2 separate regions of the Mus musculus genome follow, and region 2 is linked to region 1. Evidence: chromatin loops called from intact Hi-C (ENCODE). Cell type or tissue: left cerebral cortex. All regions are shown on one strand. Each heading gives the region's core, and the rest is flanking DNA. Links, peaks and the distances in the headings are about the cores only. Region 1 overlaps C2cd3 (C2 calcium-dependent domain containing 3). Region 2 overlaps Ppme1 (protein phosphatase methylesterase 1).

Evidence for each region. A loop is a pair of places that touch in the nucleus more often than their neighbours do. Peaks named below come from ENCODE experiments on the same cell type or tissue, not always from the same donor. Only the 100,000 strongest peaks of a DNase experiment are listed, where the experiment ranks them.
Region 2: it touches region 1 in a loop (2.4-fold over the local background); 6 of 42 quality-filtered maps call a loop at or near these places.

Annotation. Positions count from the first base shown.
Region 1 is chr7:100,399,031-100,405,958 of GRCm38, forward strand. C2cd3 (C2 calcium-dependent domain containing 3) reads left to right here. Exons shown (of 33, transcript NM_001017985.3): 8 at 638-785; 9 at 6,928. Among named protein-coding and RNA genes, the nearest start is that of C2cd3, 30 kb to the left of the region's middle. In left cerebral cortex, for the core only: no CTCF peak of the experiment used is centred there; no DNase peak of the experiment used is centred there.
Region 2 is chr7:100,341,091-100,348,018 of GRCm38, forward strand. Ppme1 (protein phosphatase methylesterase 1) reads right to left here. Exons shown (of 14, transcript NM_028292.2): 5 at 6,715-6,766; 6 at 3,862-4,016; 7 at 756-846; 8 at 1-6. Among named protein-coding and RNA genes, the nearest start is that of Ppme1, 27 kb to the right of the region's middle. In left cerebral cortex, for the core only: no CTCF peak of the experiment used is centred there; a DNase peak (open chromatin) is centred at 4,104.

The DNA.
Region 1 (6,928 bases), core at 887-5,886:
ACACAGTATTTAATATTACTGCTTTATTATTCATAAATGTTCATTAGATTAAGTTCAATAATATTAAGTTACTGTAAGAGAAAGAAAAATAAAAAATATTCATTAAAATGTTGAGTTTATAGTTATTTATATACTTACTTCCTTAGTTTATAAACTCCTTGTAATGTTTTATTCATTTTTCTATCCAGTATAAAACTAACCATGTCATAATAATTCCAAAGTACATGTGTTTGCTTAATTGAAGGTGTTTTTGTAAATTAGCCATTTTTTTTTACAAAAACATCTGCTTTACAGAATGATAGGTGCCATTTTTCCTGCCTGTCAGGGCACAGATAGCACAGGGGTCCAGCTGGACTTAGGTTAGCCGTCTCTATGGCAACCGTACACACAATGGCCAACAGCCACTTGCTGCATGAGAGCACAGTGCGAGTCAGTAGTGGGGTTTGAGTACTAGTTGACGTCATCCTAAGAGAGAGGAAATAGAGTTGGAAAATGTCACCCAGTAGTCAGTTTAGAGTGCATCCTTAGCGTACGTTCTTTCACATTTAGAATGTTAGGAAGCTTTGCCAGAGACAGAGAGACAGGAGCTCTGCTGAACCTTCTGTTAAGTCCTTGGCTTTGTTTTTCCTGTCTCCAGTGCTGAATTGTCCCAAGGTCATTTCTGGAATGGATTAGGCTCTCCTCCAGATTCCCCGACTCCTGGGAGTGATGAGTACTGCAGCAGTGACCTGAATGATCCTCAGTATGACCAGAGTCTGCTGGAGAACTTGTTTTACACAGTGCCTGTAAGTCATTGAATCTGAAGCTCTACAAGTGGGGAACACGGCACTCAGTAGCCAGGCCTCACACTTGCAGGAAGCTATCATTTTACATATAACTTATGTAGTAATAATTATAGCTGAGGAAGATGATAAAGAGACGGGCCTAGAAGGCACAAGTCTTTTGTTCCAAGGATATGTAGCAAGTGTCAGAGCCAGAATCAGATTCAGAGTCCCCTGCATCCAGAGCCTGTGTTCCAGTATATCCCAGGCTTCCTCAGAGCACTTCTAAGAAACAGCTAGCACAGGCATGCCTTGGAACCCACTGGTATCTATACAGAAGAGTCCAGAACATTTCTACTCACGGGTGACAAAACCCTCTCTGTTGGCTTGTAAGATAGGGAATTCTTTCCAGGCAGTTCTGCTTATTCCAACTTTTTTTTTTTTGTCAAGCCTAATGATCTGTTGCTGGTTTAGCATCTTCTAGACACTGTACATAAGAAGCCTAGTCGCTTTCCATAAGTAGTCTGTCCTGAAGGTTGCTGTCATGTTCCTCGTATAAGTCCAGTTTTTGTTACTATAACAGAATACCTAAGGTAGGCTAACTTTATAAAAAGAGAGGTTTGTGTAGCTCAGTGTAAACTCTGGTAAGGACCACAGTGGCTGCACATCTCATGGTATATATGAGAAAGGGGTCACATCACCAAACAGGATGCCATCACGGCAGGACCAGGTTCTACCATCATCCCTTCTAAAGACTTGTCCTAACAGAACTAAGCATCTCTTCTTCCCTAACGACTTACTGGTCACTGAGGGCCAGGCTTTCTCTATAAAAGCTTTTTGGGATGCACTCTAACTGTATTCAGACCACCACACTTCTGAGTTTCCTTTTTTGTATGTCAGGGGGGAAAAAAAAACATGTAGTAAAAACAAGGTAGTTTATTCTGAATTGGTAGTAAGTCAGGGAGGGCTGCCAGAATTGAGACAAAGTGTGTGTGTGTGTGTGTGTGTGTGTGTGTGTTGGGGTCGGGGGGTGGGGTTAGGCATTTATGATTATATGATATTGTCAGGCAGAGCATAAGCAGGCACAAAAGGTTTAACAGACTTGAGAGTTTTGAAAGGCAGAGAAATGGCTGTCTTAGTTTGCTTTCTGTTGATGTGGTAAAATTATGACCAAAAGCAATTGGAGAAGAAAAGATTTATTTCAGCTTAAATCTTCTGTCAGTGAGGAAGGGCAGGGCAGGAACTCAAGGAGAGAGTAGAGGATCAGCACTTCCTGACGTGTTCCTCAGGCTCACTTAGCCTACCTGCCAGGAACCTCCGTCCTGGAGAGGGTAGTGGTGAGGGGGAGACAGTAGGACTCTGGTGTGGCTTTAAAGTCTGAGGGTCTCTGGACATTCTAGCTTTCTAACTGTACTGAAATGCTGAAGATAACTTCTAGAAAATCCTAAAAACTTTCTTGCTCTTTCTGAGGGTAAAAGGCTACTGACTTGGGCAGTTAACACCTGTACCCTAACAGCAGAGAATTAAGTAATGTGGCCTTTGTTCTATCTCAGCAGGAGATAGCAGGCTCTAACTTTCAGTCCAAAGTCGCAGGACACTTCCAGCCATGATTGTAGGTTTATTACCAAGTTGTAAAAGCTTTTCTATGAAAGCTATCTAAGGGAAAAAAACGAAAAGATCCTAAATGGGGCAAGGAAAAATTCTTTTTCTCATTTCTTTGTCCTCAGTACTTATACATCTTTCAGAATACATGATCACATGTTAAAAAGTTCATCACAAGTTCACACAAAAAATCAAATCATAAATTGAAATAGAAGTTTACAACAAGGAGCTAAAGGGATCTGCAACCCTATAGGCGGAACAACATAATGAACTAACCAGTACCCCGGAGCTCTTGACTCTAGCTGCATATGTATCAAAAGATGGCCTAGTCGGCCATCACTGGAAAGAGAGGCCCATTGGACACGCAAACTTTATATGCCCCAGTACAGGGTAACGCCAGGGCCAAAAAGGGGGAGTGGGTGGGTAGGGGAGTGGGGGTGGGTGGGTATGGGGGACTTTTGGTATAGCATTGGAAATGTAAATGAGCTAAATACCTAATAAAAATGGAAAAAAAATATATATGTGAAAATGAAAAAAAAAAAAAAAAAAGAAGTTTACAACAGAGAATGTTTACCTGCATATCCATTAGGAGTGATTATCTGGCTAAACATCCATCACCTGTCACAGCTCCACAGGTTCATAGAAGGTTGAAAGCCATAACTAAGTTATTAGTGAAGTTTTGTATAGATAAACCCAGTCAATATTTTATCTTCTGTCCTAGCACCTACAATAAATCATTAGTTCCCTTTTTATGACCTTTGGTTAATTGTTTTACAACCTCTTGGAATGTGCTCTGAGTAGGAGAAAGTCTGGTTACTATCTAAGAGCAATTTACTGGTGACACTTGGGAGACTGACAGAGTTCTCATTGCAGTTTTGAATATCAGAAAAGGACCTAGTAGCAGTCCCACTATGAAAGAGCCTATATAGTTTAGGAATTCTTACAGGATCATCATTAAGATTTAAGAAGTCATCTATTTGTCTATATAGCATCACCACAAGACAGTACATCTTCGTAGATCTGCAGAGGTCTGCTCAAAAGAGGTGGGCTAGTATGTTTAATAATAACAGGAAAATCATATTAATAGCAAGAATCTTTCCTAAAATGAATTCCCCTGTGTCTCGCCTATCAGAGCAAATCTGTCACAGATTATATTATAATCTGAAGCAGTCCATCTCAGGAAGATCACCTGCTAGTTATTAGCTTGTCCTATTATGGCTCCTGACACCTACCTTTTTATACAACCTAGTACCACCTGTCAGGGACATCCTGGGCCTTTTCACTTCAATCACTAATCAAGAAAATGTCCTATAGACTTGTCTGTAGGCCAGTCACAAAAATCTAACCAGCACAAGGGTATAGAAGGAAGTTGTATAGAGAAAAGGGATGTTGTGCGTATCCTTTTTTCCTGCGTAGTGCTGGTGATTGATCTCAGGGCTTTGTGTGTGTGGGCAAGTGCTCTAGCATTTGGCTATATTCCCAGTCCACGTAAAACTGGGAATTAATGCACTACAAGGAATCCAGTTAACTGAATGACAGTTGCAAGAGAATAGAGAATGTAGCACTGGCCTAATGCAGTAATGAGATGCTAGTGTGGAGACACCAGCGAGTCCATGTAAAAGTGGGACATGAGGTCAGGCAGGGAAGTTAATTAATTATGAACTGTGCCAAATGTTTTTAATTCACTTTTACTTCAATTTAATTCTTTTACTAGACCATGAGATAGTACTTTCACTTTTACATACCATGAAAAACAGCTTAGAGAAATTGTATACAAGGAAGCTAGCCTGTGGTGATGTACACCTGTAATCCAAGTACTTGGGATTCTGAGGCAGGATCCTGGGTTTTGGGCCTGCCATGGTTACAGAGCAAATTCAGGGCTGCATAATCAGACTCAGCCTCAAAAAATAAAAACACTTGCTGGGTAGTGGTGGTGCACAACTTTAATCCCAGGCTTTGGGAGGCAGAAGCAGGTGAAATCTCTGAGTTTAAGGCCAGCTTGCTACACACAGAAAACCAATCTATAAAAAAATAATAAATAAATAAATAAATAAATAGCTTATAAGCTGTTAAATAGCAGAACTGGAATCCTTACCCTAGACATTACTGAAGTCACCTGAAGTCTTACTGTCCCCCACTCATAAGCTTTAAACCTGGCTTTAGAACCCTGCCCCAACTTCCCTGCCTGACCTCATGTCCCATTTTTACATGGACTCGCTGGTGTCTCCACAATAGCGTCTCATCCCACTCCTCAGACATCCCGGCTCTTCTTTGCATCCCTGCTTTTTCCTTCTTCTGATCCTTCTGCTGTGAATGTGGAAATGTTCTTCTTACCCATACAGCAAAGACAAAAGACAACCAGTAAATGAATGTTGGAAGAACACGTAAGTAATCCCCCCATGCTATGTGAGCAAAGTAACTTCAGAAAGCATTTGTTGATGGAGACATTGAGCCAGTTGTTTGGGGGTCTGGGAATCGCCGCACAAACCACTCAGACACCAATCTCAGTCAAATAGGGATAGTTTATTGAAAGCCACACTCCAAATTTGATGTATAAGGACATGGTTCAGGCTCAGGAGCTGAACTTTGACCCCAAGTTAAGGTTCTATAGGATTTTTAAGCCCAAAATCCACAGACAAATGAGCCAAGTTATTCCACCAATCAAGCTTTGGGGGTAGGGGGATTTCCGTTAGGAATATGTCTTTGTTGTACACTTATCCTGCTCCCATTTGTTGGGATATTCAACTGTGTCTGGGGTTTGTCTTGTCTAATATCCATGTCCTAACTTGCCTACCGGGATGGGACTTGTCAGACATTCATGTCTTCACTTACCAACCAGGGTATCAGTTACCCGGGCTCATCTCTCTTTCTGCCAAGTAGGATGTCAGTTCCCAGGGAGGTCTTGGGAACTTAAACTTTACTGGACCACTACTCAAAATGGAAATCATATTCCAAATAGTTGCAGGTGTCTTTCTTATGTTGGGGTCCATCCCAGAGGCGACTTATAAAAGAAAATACATGTGAAGGAAGTGCTGTTGGGGGGTTGGTTTGGCTCCAAGCTTATTGTGGGTAACTAGACAAAGCAGCTCTACTGACTTCTATCATGATTGGTTTCCAAGGCACAGAATCAATCTTGGCATTAGAAAGTTTCCTAGTAACAGCAGAAACATATGAGAAAGCATCCTTATGATGGTGGGCTAGCCAGGTAACAGCTACCTACCTAGGCCTAAACAACTTGGTCATGAGGCATCAGGAAGACCAAGAAGCTAGCATGTTCATGTTCTGCTCCAAAGGCCATGTTTGACATTTTAATATTGAGTAATAGTAATAATAGTCACAGCTTAGAAATTCAGCATTATCATGTGTGGTTTTGGTTCCTGATATTCCAAGCTTCTTAACAACCCAATTTATATTTGCCCTAATTAATTTTAAACTATGAACCTACTTAGATTTTGATTGTCTCATCTGTAACTATTTTTATTGTTTGTTTGTTTTGTTTTGTCTGAGTCAGGGTCCTATTATGTAGCTTTGGCTGGCCTGGAACTCACTATACAGACCAGGCTGGCCTCGAACTCATAGAGATCCACCTGCCTCTACCTCTTAATTGCTGGGATTAAAAGCATATATAACCATGTCAGGCATCTGTGCCCATTTGTAAAAGATGTTATTAAAGGAAAACTAATGAGCAAACATCTTTCTACTCTGGCCTTTGAGTTAATTTGTCATCCTGATTATGGGTCAACAGGTAATGCCCCGAGAAGTTCTAAAAGGTGGAAGCTAGATAAGACAGGCTTGAGCAGCCGGGCTTTCCCAATCACACTGTGTTAGCATACTGAGTGAGGACCTTTTTCATTTGAAGCCAAATAATCATCATGCCTCCTGTTTATTTTGCATTTTGTGATACAAGAGGCTAATTGATAGTCAATTACAGAGGGTGCCTTTAATCAAAACAAAAATAAAGGGAATTTTTCAACTGATTTCTCTCATGAAGGCAGTTTGTGAAATATCATTAATCTTAAGCACAATTAAACTGAGAATAAATGACTTACAGAATGGATAGTACGAGGAAAAATAGCCTTTGCACCAGCTCAATGACACTGTGACATCTGTCCTTTCTCAGTTCTACTGTGATAGAAAAGCAGACTTCAGACTCCTGGAGATAAAAATGTGGGTTGCCCCTTGTAGCTGGCAACCACAAACAAGCTACCTGGCTTTTTCCAATTGTAAAGGCAAGATAAGGCACTGCAGGAGCATGCTGGATCCTTAGCTGCATGTGCAGCACCTCGTGCAGTGCAGAACACAGCGGACACAGTGCAGTGGTCTCCCTGAGAACTTTCGTGGCTTCCCTTGCTTACTCTGAATGGACTTAGAGCCTGTCTTTCCCAAGTGCAGATTACTTTTGTGTAACCAGGAACAATATGGAACATGCCCCTGCTGTTAGTTATCTCTGTGGTAGAATGGTGTTTATGAAAAGAAATTCTGCTTGCTTTTGGAGAGACAACTGTAACTCCTTCCCTGAAGCAAGCGTCTCTCCGCACCATGCTTTCTGTTTGTCTTCCCCTAGA
Region 2 (6,928 bases), core at 1,342-6,341, 57 kb before region 1:
TTCACACTAGTAAAGGAAAATAAGGAAGGAGAGGTTACTCTGCATTCATCTCAGCACAACATCAGAAGGAAGGAGTAATTTTGTAGATTGCATAGGATCAAACAAAAAGCTGCAGTCACCATGTGCTTCAGCATGAAGAAAACTTTATACAGACTTATAAAATTATCAATTGGACTAATGAATATATTCATGATTGACAGCCTTTAACAGAAGCCATGGGTAATTCTATCAGCAATTTTTATAATAAACTATTTACTATTAGGTTTTTATCATAAACACAAATAATTCTAGAGAGAGGAATCTCCACTTGCCCTGCTCACTCCAGAACAGAAACTCCATCTGCTATTTCTTTATCATTTTATGTCAAACACAGAAAGTGGATGTAGAACCATGGAGCTTCAGAGGAGGAGGCGGCCTTGCAGACCACCTGGTCTAAGTCCTCAACTTCAGGGCAAACCCAGCTGGACAGCAGGTGGCCTGCGACCACTAATGTCCTAGGAGATGGTATATTAGGCACACTTTACAGAGGACTGCGGCAAGTATGAAACATTTAAAAAATACTCTGCTTTGAACTATTTCCTTACATACTATCACAGAAAGGGAGACTCACCTGTTTATCTTAGTACCTGAGCTGACTTAAAAATAGAGGGAGGATGGGAAGGAGGGAGGCAAGGAGGGAGGGAGGGAGGAAGAAAAGAGAGGCGGGGCAGGTTAGAATATAACATTTAAAATTAAGTCTTAGGTTTGTGGGTTACCTCCATTCAATAGCATTCTCCAAAGACTTGAAGGTTTTAGGTCGACCACGCAAGAAATTCTGCATGCTATTAAGTGCATCCATGGCGGTACCTGAAACAAAATTTTAAATATATCAATAAACTTTTTCGTTTTCTTGCTTTACAAATTGTACTAAATATTTCTTTTCCCTTTTTAGGTTAGTACACAAATCCTGGCTCCATCACTCCTGCCATACTTTGTTGCTGGGTGCTCACACTCCCCTCCCTGACTACTCCTTTCACGCCCCGCTCCAGCTGGCTTTCCTTCTCCCCCAGTTAAGTCCCCTCTTCTGATCTCTTATCATATATAACCCATTACCCTCTCACCACCTTAAGATAGTGTCCTCCTCTCACGATGATCTTTTATAGCTCCCTCTCCCTCCCTCCCTCCCTCCCTCCCTCCCTCTCACACACACACAATTTTAAATTTACTTTCCACATATGAAAGAGAACATGGGAGAGTTCTCTGAGGTTCCTCCTTTTTTTTTTTTTTTTTTTTTGTTTTTTTTCAAGACAGGGTTTCTCTGTGTAGCCCTGGCTGTCCTGGAACTCAGTCTGTAGACCAGGCTGGCCTCAAACACAGAAATCTTCCTGTCTCTGCCTCCCAAGTATCTGAGGCTCCTCCTTATTGGAGGAAGTGTGTCACTCTGGAGGTGGGCTTTGAGGGCTCCTAATGCTCAAGCCCCGCCCAGCACAGAAGAGAGTAGAGGGTCTCCTCCTTGGCTACCTTCAGATCGAGATGTAGACCTCTCAGCTCCTCCAGTACCATCTCTGCCTGCACACTGCCATGCTTCCACCATGATGATAATGGACTGAACCTCTGAACCTGTAAGCCAGCCCCAGTTAAATGTTTTCCTTTATAAGAGTTGCATGGTCGCTGGGTGTGGTGGCGCACGCCTTTAAACCCAGCACTCAGGAGGCAGAGGCAGGCAGATTTCTGAGTTCGAGGCCAGCCTGGTCTACAAAGTGAGTTCCAGGACAGCCAGGGCTATACAGAGAAACCCTGTCTTGAAAAAAACAAAAAAACAGAAAAACAAACAAAAAAAGAGTTGCTTGGTCGTGGTGTCTCCTCTTAGCAATAAATCTCTAAGACACATAATGATTTACAGTTTCATCTGTTTTCCTGCAAATGTCATGATTTCCTTTTTTCTTTATGGCTGCATAAACTTTCTTTGCACATATGTATCACATTTTATCTAATGCATCTATACTGGATATCCAGGCTAGTTCCATTCCCTGGCTATTGTGAACATAGCAGCTTTACAATGGGTGTGTCTCTGGTATTCTGATTTCTACCAAAACAGGTAGAGTTGGGTCATTGGTAGTTCCAATTTTTGAGGAATCTCCATACTGATTTCCAGTGTGGCTACATTCCAGTCAGCAACGAGTAAGGGTCCCTCCTTCCTCATATCCTTACCACCAAGCAATCATTTGTTTTAGTGATGACAGGAATCTTGACTAAGGTGCTTGAAATCTCAAAAACAGTTTTAATTTGCATCTCCATGATGATTAAGGATATGAAATAGTTTTTCTATTCTTTATTAGCAATTTGTTTTTCTTCTTTTGAGAACTTTTTTTTTTAGCCCATTCATTGACTAAATGATATCACCTTCTGGTGTTGAATTTTACATATACATTAAATATATATATGTATGTGTGTGTGTGTATACACATATATTTATACATACTGTATTTATGTATACAGTATATGTTTTTATATGCTGGATATTAATATATTTATATATTGGATATTGATCTCCACTATGATCTAGCTTTCAGAGATCCTTTCCTGCTCTGAAGGCCACCGTGGACTTCCAGTGGTTAATTGTTCAGATTACTTCCTGTGCTATTGGAGTCCTACTCACCCTTGCCTATGCCTGTATCACCATGTGAACAAAGCTGCTCATGTTACTCTTCACATTCACAATGACGGGATGCCATTACTTGTACGGGCAGACTCCTCCCCAAAAGGTTCACGTGTGGATGGCTTGGTCACCAGCTGTTCACACTATTGAGAGGTGGTTAAATAATGAAGATACTAACTTCACTGATAGAGTATCTATTGTTGAGTGCATACTGAGCAGGCTGTTTGGAGGCAGGACCTACTTAGAGGAAGCAGTAACTCGGGGCAAGCCCTGGGAGTACAGTCTCCCTCCCTCTGTATGAAATGCTGACTCTCCACATCCTAAAAGAAATGGACCCACTAGCCACAGACCCAAACCTGACACTGTGGACCAAAAACCTTTCCTCCTTTAAATTGCTTATCTCAGATATTTTGTCACAGGGGCAAAACTGTCAAATTGAGTCAACTCTATATCTTTGCTCCTGGTAACAGGAAAATTCAGTGATACTTGGGTAAAAGTAAAGATGCAATTTAATAACATTGCAAGAATTAACACAAGCCAGCTTCCAATATGAGTCTCAGCAATTCTTGACTACTGGTATTCACTCCTTGTGTGGCACACATCAATAGATATAGCTAACCTGTACAAGCAGCAGTGAGATTCTCAGGGTAAGTCAGAAAATTAAAAGCAGTTTCTTTTTAAATGGAAAACTAAGAGACATACATGCACATGATTAGAAGTATTATTCAGCCATAAAAAGGTATTCTTGAATAGTTTTTGGTAACATGAAAAATGACTGTATAATCTTTTATTAGATATTTTCTTCATTTACATTTCAAATGCTATCCCAAAAGTCCCCTATACCCTCCCCCTGCCCTGCTCCCCAACCCACCCACTCCCACTTCTTGGCCCTGGTGTTCCCCTGTACTGGGCATATAAAGTTTGCAAGACCAAGGGCCTCTCTTTCCAATGATGGCCGACTAGGCCATCTTCTGATACATATGCAGCTAGAGACACACGCTCTAGGGGTACTGATTAGTTCATATTGTTGTTCCTCCTATAGGGTTGCAGACCCCTTCAGCATCTTGGGTACTTTCTCTAGCTGATTGTATAAAGACACAAAGACATAGGGGTACACTTCAAGATGAATGAAATTGAGACTAAATTAAGGCCAAGGTAATACCATACCAGGGGACCTCCTACAAATGACTGAATCTGGTTTGATCAGTACTAAGAAAACTTACCTTCTACAACATCAATCATGCAAAGGCCCAAGAGGCTTGGTACCAGGTTAGCTGCGGCTGTGTGCACTGCAATGGCGCCACCCATGCTGTGCCCAATCAGCATGACTGGAGGAGGGAGGTCTCCATACATGGCTTCCACCACATTGCCAACATCTCTGCAAAGAAAGAGAAAACTGAGAGTGCTGGAGGAAGACACCAAAAATAGCTTGCTTTCTCAGTTTCTTCTGTTGGACTGTAACTAAACGTTGTGGGAAATGGTAAAGACTCACAGGGCCACTCTACAAAGACACCTATGTAAGCCTGCATGCACGGTCCCTAGTATCTATGCAGAGAGCAACACACCTAGTTCTCCAGATAAATGGCCAGTTAAGGACTAAGAACCCCAAATTTCTGATCTTTCTTAGTACCATCCTTTTATCATCCTACAAATTTAGTACAATCATATAAATATACAACTGTATGTTAATTTAAGCTTGGCATTCCGGAGAAATAATTTACTCTAAGCCTCTGTTTTTCCATGAATAATGCAATAAGGCTTGGGGTAGCAGCATACGATCAGCCTCTGTATGAGCTATATCAACTTCACTAGGAGCTTTTTTCTGTCATCTAACATAACTTATTTGTTTTACATTTGTGTGTGTGTGTGTGCGCACATGTGGAAGTCAGAGGACAATCTGTAGGAGCTGCTTTGAGAAATGAGTGAGAAGTGAATGTAAACTGTTATCCAAAAGGTAAAGTACTATTCAAATGAAAAGACTCAGCTGAAAAGAGAATTCAAAAGTTAAAAAAAAAGAAAGAAAAAGAAAAAAAAGAAAAAAAGAAAAAAGAAAGAAAATCCAAGTTTCCTTTACAGCAGTGTTGCTTCAAAAGACAAGATACCTTGGGAAAGGCAAAGTGTTACTTAGTGCAAAGGAAAAAACTAAAACTTATTCAGTGTAGCTGTGATTAACAAATGCCTTTTTCAAATTCATATATTGTAAAGTATAATTCTTTGCAAGTTTGCAGTATTTCTGTTGGAAAAGCAATCATTGATAAAAGTTAAACATTGTGCTTAACTTCGGTCTATATTCTTGTTGGCTTTTGTTCTAGAGAGTAGTAGAAAAAGGTAGGACTTACAAAAGTGACTGGGCCATAAAACTGCTTTATAGAGTAATGAAGGAGTGACTGTTATAAAGAGCGTTCTCTCTGGCTCACAGCTATCTCCTTTACCATACTATAATCCAAGACTAGTATCTGGCTCTAAACTGTGAGCCTAATAAACTACTGTAGTGATGCAGCAATGTCAGGCAAGGACCTGTCATGCACATGTGTCATCTAATGTCATTCTTCCACAACCTTGTCTGAAAGGGTCCTTTCTACTATTCTCTAAGACACTCACTCAGACATACTTATCAACTGTAAAATTAGCCAGCAATTAAATTCATTGGGTCTACCAAAATAACATTGTATTTCTACCAAAATTACAAGGAAAAAAGCTGCAAATTTCTGCTACCACATTAAGGATAATTAAAGCCCCTTTCCTTGGAATCCAGCACTATGGACCCATAAAGTCAGCACAGTTCAAGAACAAAGGTGACTTAGATGAGGAGAAGTCTTTAGAACAAGTAACATAGGAGACTTACACAGCTTCAGAAAGGAAAGCCAAGTCATATTACTATATATCAATATGACAGAGCAGAAAAAAACTGTATGTTCATTCCTATGTAAAGATATATATGTACTTACACATAGACAATTGGCTCAATTAATTAATCTAAAGCCATGTGGGGTATGATTCTATTATTTAGGGGCAAATCTTTAAAAAAATAGATTAAAGTTTAGAACAAATATCAGTGTATAACTTCCAGAAAAATTCTCAATTCTAGTAAAATTTTAGTTGATAAGGATGAAATGAGTTAAATAAAATGTTCTGGAAGACATTAAATTACACATCTTAAAATACATATTAACTGAGTTAGACATTTACTATGAAAGTTGTAAATGTATGAAGGTAGACCGGGTCTAAAATGCATAACAGGGCTTGGAGAGACAGCTCAGTGGGTAAGAGCACTGGCTGCAGCCAGGCAGTTGTGGCCTATGTCATTAATCCCAGCACTAGGGAGGCAGAGGCAGGTGGATCTCTGAATTCAAGGACGACAGCCTGGTCTACAGTGCAAGTTCCAGAACAGCCAGGGAACACAGAGATACTCTGTCTTGAAAAACAAAAACAAAACAACAACACTACACTAGCAGCTTTTCCAGAGGTTCCTGAGGGACCAGGCAAACATGTGGCAAACTATCTATACCCATAAATAATAAAAATATTTTAAAGTATATTATATGTCTAGGTTTTACTGCTAAAAATACTGATTCAGCAGGTCTGGGGTCTGTCCAGTGCACTTGCATTTTTTGCTATATGACCCTGATGAGTGAACACATTGAGAAGTATGGAATATACACTACTTGACTTAGAGGCCCAGTTTCTAAGCAGCTATTCTTCCATAGCCTGCCTTCACTTTCCTGTGATACTAGCTAATGAATTCATGCAGGCTACCTTAATATGCATTCAAGGCTACTTATATTCAAATATTTCTCCAAACAGAAGACTATAAAAGATACATACCCACATTCCATTTAGTTTCACCCAAAGAAGGAAAATTTCCAAAAGCCTGCACAAACTAGACAATTTGTGTGATAACCACCAGACTGGATAAACCAAGAAGGATATTAATAAGGATAAAAGAGAAGAGAGAACAGAAATGAAATCTGTGTGTTAAGGACTGTCCAACAATTTCACCAGCAGCATAATAAAATTGCACTACTATTTATGATGGTGTCAAGACTCAGGCAATCTATCATTGTTTGCTTCCTTACTTTGCCATTGTTTCTGCTGACAGGTCTTCAGAATTCTTGACTTTAGTTTCTCCTAAAATAGATAGATAAATACATAAATAAATTTCAGTGATAGGAATCATAAAACCAGGAGCAATAAAATAGCAACTTTAAGGATAGCTAGGATGTACATTCCAGACATATCTTTATGGCTAGCTATTCTGAAGATGGTAATTATAGTAGTCTACCTACAAGC